Regions from separate parts of the Homo sapiens genome. Here all the other regions are linked to region 1. The links are chromatin loops, found by intact Hi-C in ENCODE. Cell type or tissue: endothelial cell of umbilical vein. All regions are shown on one strand. Region 1 overlaps ZFHX3 (zinc finger homeobox 3). Region 2 has its middle 70 kb from the start of PMFBP1. Region 3 overlaps LINC01572 (long intergenic non-protein coding RNA 1572).

The links. Hi-C counts contacts between places; a loop is a spot of excess contacts. Peaks named below come from ENCODE experiments on the same cell type or tissue, not always from the same donor. Only the 100,000 strongest peaks of a DNase experiment are listed, where the experiment ranks them.
Region 2: it touches region 1 in a loop (2.3-fold over the local background); 2 of 110 quality-filtered maps call a loop at or near these places.
Region 3: a loop joins it to region 1, with 2.7 times the contacts of the local background. A loop is called at or near these places in 2 of 110 quality-filtered maps.

Annotation. Positions count from the first base shown.
Region 1 is chr16:72,786,448-72,788,947 of GRCh38, reverse strand. ZFHX3 (zinc finger homeobox 3) reads left to right here. Exons shown (of 10, transcript NM_006885.4): 10 at 100-2,500. The coding sequence ends at 1,784. The region is part of intron 3 of ZFHX3-AS1 (ZFHX3 antisense RNA 1); the gene reads right to left. Among named protein-coding and RNA genes, the nearest start is that of ZFHX3-AS1, 120 kb to the right of the region's middle. RefSeq lists an enhancer at 1-430. In endothelial cell of umbilical vein, no CTCF peak of the experiment used is centred here; DNase peaks (open chromatin) are centred at 807 and 1,287; H3K4me3 peaks cover 1,062 bases; H3K27ac peaks cover 1,219 bases.
Region 2 is chr16:72,240,649-72,243,148 of GRCh38, reverse strand. It overlaps a transcript of PMFBP1 not described here. Among named protein-coding and RNA genes, the nearest start is that of PMFBP1, 70 kb to the right of the region's middle. In endothelial cell of umbilical vein, a CTCF peak has its summit at 1,101; a DNase peak (open chromatin) is centred at 1,068.
Region 3 is chr16:72,529,427-72,531,926 of GRCh38, reverse strand. The region is part of intron 4 of LINC01572 (long intergenic non-protein coding RNA 1572); the gene reads left to right. The region is part of intron 1 of LOC124903718 (a long non-coding RNA gene); the gene reads right to left. Among named protein-coding and RNA genes, the nearest start is that of LINC01572, 130 kb to the left of the region's middle. In endothelial cell of umbilical vein, a CTCF peak has its summit at 1,191 (motif pointing left); a DNase peak (open chromatin) is centred at 1,326; H3K27ac peaks cover 782 bases.

The DNA of each region.
Region 1 (2,500 bases):
CATCTCAAACTGTGTGCCAGTGACACCGGTAAAACGTCTTGAGCTTCAGCCCTACCCCTGCCCAGACTGACCGGTGATTTCTGTCTCCATTCCTTTCAGCTTTAACGTCTCCTAAGCCGAACTTGATGGGTCTGCCCAGCACAACTGTTCCTTCCCCTGGCCTCCCCACTTCTGGATTACCAAATAAACCGTCCTCAGCGTCGCTGAGCTCCCCAACCCCAGCACAAGCCACGATGGCGATGGGCCCTCAGCAACCCCCCCAGCAGCAGCAGCAGCAGCAGCAACCACAGGTGCAGCAGCCTCCCCCGCCGCCAGCAGCCCAGCCGCCACCCACACCACAGCTCCCACTGCAACAGCAGCAGCAACGCAAGGACAAAGACAGTGAGAAAGTAAAGGAGAAGGAAAAGGCACACAAAGGGAAAGGGGAACCCCTGCCTGTCCCCAAGAAGGAGAAAGGAGAGGCCCCCACGGCAACTGCAGCCACGATCTCAGCCCCGCTGCCCACCATGGAGTATGCGGTAGACCCTGCACAGCTGCAGGCCCTGCAGGCCGCGTTGACTTCGGACCCCACAGCATTGCTCACAAGCCAGTTCCTTCCTTACTTTGTACCAGGCTTTTCTCCTTATTATGCTCCCCAGATCCCTGGCGCCCTGCAGAGCGGGTACCTGCAGCCTATGTATGGCATGGAAGGCCTGTTCCCCTACAGCCCTGCACTGTCGCAGGCCCTGATGGGGCTGTCCCCAGGCTCCCTACTGCAGCAGTACCAGCAATACCAGCAGAGTCTGCAGGAGGCAATTCAGCAGCAGCAGCAGCGGCAACTACAGCAGCAGCAGCAGCAAAAAGTGCAGCAGCAGCAGCCCAAAGCAAGCCAAACCCCAGTCCCCCCCGGGGCTCCTTCCCCAGACAAAGACCCTGCCAAAGAATCCCCCAAACCAGAAGAACAGAAAAACACCCCCCGTGAGGTGTCCCCCCTCCTGCCGAAACTCCCTGAAGAGCCAGAAGCAGAAAGCAAAAGTGCGGACTCCCTCTACGACCCCTTCATTGTTCCAAAGGTGCAGTACAAGTTGGTCTGCCGCAAGTGCCAGGCGGGCTTCAGCGACGAGGAGGCAGCGAGGAGCCACCTGAAGTCCCTCTGCTTCTTCGGCCAGTCTGTGGTGAACCTGCAAGAGATGGTGCTTCACGTCCCCACCGGCGGCGGCGGCGGTGGCAGTGGCGGCGGCGGCGGCGGTGGCGGCGGCGGCGGCGGCGGCGGCTCGTACCACTGCCTGGCGTGCGAGAGCGCGCTCTGTGGGGAGGAAGCTCTGAGTCAACATCTCGAGTCGGCCTTGCACAAACACAGAACAATCACGAGAGCAGCAAGAAACGCCAAAGAGCACCCTAGTTTATTACCTCACTCTGCCTGCTTCCCCGATCCTAGCACCGCATCTACCTCGCAGTCTGCCGCTCACTCAAACGACAGCCCCCCTCCCCCGTCGGCCGCCGCCCCCTCCTCCGCTTCCCCCCACGCCTCCAGGAAGTCTTGGCCGCAAGTGGTCTCCCGGGCTTCGGCAGCGAAGCCCCCTTCTTTTCCTCCTCTCTCCTCATCTTCAACGGTTACCTCAAGTTCATGCAGCACCTCAGGGGTTCAGCCCTCGATGCCAACAGACGACTATTCGGAGGAGTCTGACACGGATCTCAGCCAAAAGTCCGACGGACCGGCGAGCCCGGTGGAGGGTCCCAAAGACCCCAGCTGCCCCAAGGACAGTGGTCTGACCAGTGTAGGAACGGACACCTTCAGATTGTAAGCTTTGAAGATGAACAATACAAACAAATGAATTTAAATACAAAAATTAATAACAAACCAATTTCAAAAATAGACTAACTGCAATTCCAAAGCTTCTAACCAAAAAACAAAAAAAAAAAAAAAAAGAAAAAAAAGAAAAAGCGTGGGTTGTTTTCCCATATACCTATCTATGCCGGTGATTTTACATTCTTGTCTTTTTCTTTTCTTTTAATATTAAAAAAAAAAAAAAAGCCCTAACCCTGTTACATTGTGTCCTTTTGAAGGTACTATTGGTCTGGGAAACAGAAGTCCGCAGGGCCTCCCTAATGTCTTTGGAGCTTAAACCCCTTGTATATTTGCCCCTTTTCAATAAACGCCCCACGCTGATAGCACAGAGGAGCCCGGCATGCACTGTATGGGAAAGCAGTCCACCTTGTTACAGTTTTAAATTTCTTGCTATCTTAGCATTCAGATACCAATGGCTTGCTAAAAGAAAAAAAGAAATGTAATGTCTTTTTATTCTCAGGTCAATCGCTCACACTTTGTTTTCAGAATCATTGTTTTATATATTATTGTTTTTTCAGTTTTTTTTTTTTTTTTTGTTCCAGAAAAGATTTTTTGTTTTGTTAACTTAAAAATGGGCAGAAAGTATTCAAGAAAAACAATGTGAACTGCTTTAGCTTTCTGGGGATTTTTAAGGATAGCTTTTCTGCTGAAGCCAATTTCAAGGGGAAAAGT
Region 2 (2,500 bases), 550 kb after region 1:
CTGCCTTTGATCTGGGCCCCTTGGGGGCATTTTCCATGACTGATAAAATGCTCCTCTGAGTTCATAGGCAAATGATGAAAATGATAAAAAGACAAAAGTCAGGCACCAACCTCCCATTTGGATATTTTGTCTCCTTGGAGAATCACAAGCTCACCAGGCTTGCAGTCATGCTGACGATACAACACATCTCACCCTGTTATACCCACCCAGGGCTCAATATGAACGCCTTCGTCGCTCTCCTCCCTTCTTTTCCAGTTCCCTCCTCCCCTTTGCACACAAACACACACATGCTTGATGCAAGAATTCATGTGCTCTCTCTTTTCAAAGATTCTTACTGCCTTTTTATATGGGCCAGTTTAGATGCTTATAAAGTATTTCTCAATAATAGCCCTTACACATATTTTCCCCTTTCATCCATCACGCATTTCTTGGTTAGCATTATATTGTGACAAGATAGAAATCAAAAGCATTGCTTTTAATGAAAATGAACGTTCTAGTTCGGAAACAGTTTGTCTTCTAAATATTCTGCCATAAATCAGGCTGAGTGCAGTGTAATCAAGACCAAACCCTGAAAACTTGACAATTTCCCTCTTACCAAGACCCAAAGGACAGAAGCTAATGTAGAAATTTTGATAGCTAGTGAAAAAGAAAAGGTTCTATAGATTTTTGTCTCACAAGCACAATCCCCATCTTTTCTTCTCCTGAGAAGGTTAATTAGATACTTTCCTTTACTCTTAGAATAAAGAGAACTAAGGAGGTTTTAAATTCATAAATGTATTTTTTTGTTTATTTGTTTGGTGTATTTTTCCCTCTCATTCTTTCTCCTCTGCAGAACACAACTAGTAAATGATTGGATCTTTGACAGAACAAAGGTATTTTTGATGGGCTCTGTAATCTAGTGCGCTAATGCGCCCAGTCCCCTCATTGTCTTGCTGTCTGATCCCATCCCTTCTGCCAGACAGTCACTGCGGGATGAGTCACTTTTAATGTCTGATAATCAAGGTGAATTTTCAAAAAGCTGCCATTTTGGAATTATGCACTATATCACGGTGTCAGGGAGGAGAAGAGAAGGAAGGATGAAGGGAAGGCTAAGATAGACACCTACTGCACATTGAGAGAACTGCAGGACACAACCAGCACCGTGCCAGACAAGATGTGTCCGGAGGGTCCAAGTCGATCAAGGCATACATAATGAGAAGGAGACTATGTTAATTATAAATTAAAAATAACTTCTATGATAATGAAGATTATATGCACAGGAGGAAATGTCTTAGTTAAAACAGACTGGAGGGATGCAATTAAACACCAGCCATTTGGGGGTATGAATTCTGTACCTACTGAATATATTGTGGTCCATTAAATAACCTAATACAAACTTACATTTGAAAAAGAATAGAAGTGAACTGTGGCTGTCTCCATGGATGCTGAATTGTCTGCCATCCTTATTTAAAGCAACACAAGCGAAGGGATGTTACTTAGTAGATGAAAACAGCCTTCCTTCAACTAGGGAGACTGGTTATTTCTGGAATCATTTAAAGAACTGAACCCACCCCCATGAAGTAGAGAGGGAGATACTGGAAACCCTCGGTAAACAAAGGCCAATCAAATATTCTTGCAAGGCTTTGGCTGTTCAAATATATGGCAGTCAGTGTCTTCTCTAAGGTAATTAACTGAACCCACTGTTAGGTATGATGGCTTTGAAATTTTTTTAATTATTGGCATTATATTAAATAGTAGGGTAGCTGAAGGAAAATGACATAATATGAGAATAGCCTGCTACTTTTGTTTATTATTCAGAGAAGTGAACACCTATAAATAGAACCAGGATGTTTTGACTAGGGAAATGCTATCCTCATTACAGCTGGGAGATGCTGGAGTGATTTAAAGCCAAAGCTTCAAAGCTTTGTCCTGCTGTATAAAAGCATGAGGGTTTTCATGGCTGTTTCAGTGGTCGGTGAGAGCCTGCAGGTGCTTTATCTGTCCTGGAGGAGGGAGGAGAGCCATTTCTGAGAGTGCTATTTTGTAACCATGATGAGTACTTACATATTCCTCCAAGAGGTATTTAAATACCTACATATCTTCTTTAACATAAGTTATGTTTACAGATTATTACACCTTCATATTGTCTACCAAGGTTAAGTAGTCCCTCCTCCCCTTAACCCCCTCCACCTGCACCTTTGCCACTCTCTCTCTCTCTCTCTTGCACGCTCTCCCTGTCTCTCTCTCTCTCTCTCTCACACACACACCACCCAACACACAATTGCAAAATAAGGAAAGATAACAGAGTTACTGTGTTACTACTGTCATATTTACATATAAAAAGATTCAAAATATGAAGAATATTTGAGATGGAAAGGACCCCTTAGAGATCTTTTGGTACAGCCCTAATTGTACTGACATAACAGAGAAGTGACTTGTCCTAGGACACTCAGCCGGAGAACAGCAGATGCCAGGCTGGCATGCTTTCTGCCACAGCATGCTGTCTTCCCATTAAAAGAAT
Region 3 (2,500 bases), 260 kb after region 1:
CCTCCAAGACCACACTGTCTAATATGTAGGCACTGGTCACATTTTACATGCTCAGTAGTCACTTGTGGTTACTGGCTGTTATATTGGACGCACAGATAGAGAACGGTTTCATCGTTGTAGAAAGTTATATTTGCAGTATTACATACTACATATGACTACCAAACAGGGAAGAGAATTTTAAGGTAGTGATTTAGATAGCATCACATATGTTCAGAATGGGTTGGGATCTCTTCCTTCTGTAATGATCAAAGCCCAGGGAGGAGATGCTACTTGAGCTAAACTTTGAAGAACAGATACTCCACAAAAAGAAGGGATCATTTAGCAATATTAGGTGCAATATATACATACCAAAAGTACAAGGCACTTAAGAAGAAAAGGATTTATGGGACATAGTGGTAAAAATAAAACTAGGGACTTAGGAAAGAATTCTAGAGGATTTTGTTGTTTTGTTTTTTGTTAACAGTGAAAGTCTTTTTTTTTTTTTTTTTTTTTTTTTTACAAGGTCTCACTGTCTTTGTGTTGCCCACATTGGTCTTGAACTCATGGGCTCAAGCAGTCCTCCTTCCTCAGCCTCCCAAAGAGCTGGGATTCCAGACGTGAGCCACCGTGCCCTGCTGTCATTAACTTTTGATAAGGGAAATTTTATGTCAGGAAGTTTGATCTGACAAAATGGTTACAATGGATAGGATGGATCAGAGGCTATAAGACTTATTCACAGGATGTTGCTACAGATCAGGTTGGGCCATTAACAGCCTGAATTTGTGATAGTGTCACACAAACATAAGGTAGGTAGATAAAACTGTGTGCCTACCTTGCACAGATATCTGTGAGTATTGAAACGTTTAGACTAGGCGCAGTGGCTCATGCCTGTAATCCCAGCACTTTGGGAGGCCGAGGTGGGCGGATAACCTGAGGTCAGGAGTTCGAGTCCAGCCTGACCAACATGGAGAAACCCATCTCAACTAAAACTACAAAATTAGCCGGGCATAGTGGTGCATGCCTGTAACCCCAGCTACTCAGGAGGCTGAGGCAGGAGAATCGCTTGAACCTGGGAGGCGGATGTTGCAGTGAGTTGAGATCGCGCCATTGCACTCCAGGCTAGGCAACAAGAGCAAAACTCCATCTCAAAAAAAAAAAAAAAATACTGAACAGTGCCATAACCTCATAACCTCCTCCTTCCACCCAACATTGCCCCCTACCGGAAAGTACTCTTTACATACTTGAGTACTGCTATGTCTTTTCTTAATCATCTGATGACTCAACATCCTAAGTTACTTCAACATTTCCTCTTATACCCTGAGTTTTGTATCATTTACCATCCTGTTTCCCTTCTTTAGATTCACTCAGATTTGTCATGGCCTCTGAAAATGTGGTGCCGAATGAATCTCAGTGTTCCAGATATGGTTTGACCAGTCTAGGATTCAGAGAAACTGTTTCCTCTACTGTACAGGCATTTTATGTGTTGATGTGTTGATGACTAAGGGGAATCCCTGGAGAAATTATAAGCAGGAATTTGGGAAATTAGAACTGGTGCCCATTCATTTAGTATTTATTTTTATTTATACCTACCATAAGCTGTACTCAGAATTACAGATAGATATTTCATAGTAGTTGACCTGAAGAGGAAATACACACACACACACACACACACACACACACACACACACACACACATAAAATAGTGTACCGAAGACAGATATTTGGACACAATGTTTTTGAGTGACTTTCTCTGCGGAGGAGGAGCTCGGGAAAACGGATGTGAAGTATCTAAATGAAGCAGACATAAAAGCAAAGAAAGGAGAGAATTTCGAGAGAGGCAAAGAGTTAACAGGGTCTGGAACTTCAAAGAAGCCAAGGAGTTCCAAGAAAGGCTACTGGATTTAGCAATTATGAAATTCTTGATTGGCCGGGCGTGGTGGCTCACGCCTGTAATTCCAGCACTTTCGGAGGCTGAGGTGGGTGGATCACTTGAGGCCAGGAGTTCAAGAACAGCCTGGCCAACATGGCAAAACCCTGTCTCCACCAAAAATACAAAAATTAGCCAGGTGTGGTGGCGCCCACCTGTAGTCCCAGCTACTTGGGAGGTTGAGGCATGACAATCATTTGAACTTGGGAGGCATAGGATGCAGTGAGCCAAGATCAGGCCACTGCACTCCAGCCTGAGTGACAGAGTGAGACTCTGTCTTGAAAAAAAAAAAAGGAAGAAATTCTTGATTACTTTTTTGTTTAATGAGATGGAATCAAGCTTTTAAGAGATCAAAGTTTTAGTGTGAAAAGGAAGAAAGTAGAACTCTTATGAACAGAAAGCATAGGCTAAAGAGGATAGTAGGACACGTGTATAGCTGTTTTTCTGGGTGAAGTTTGGAATTAGTCAAGGAACTCAGTTGTTTACGTGAAAAAAAAATAATAACCAGGAAAATTCTTAAAAAGTAACATAATGGGCTGGGTGCGGTGGCTCACGCCTGTAATTGCAGCACTTTGGGAGGCCAAGGTGGGCGGA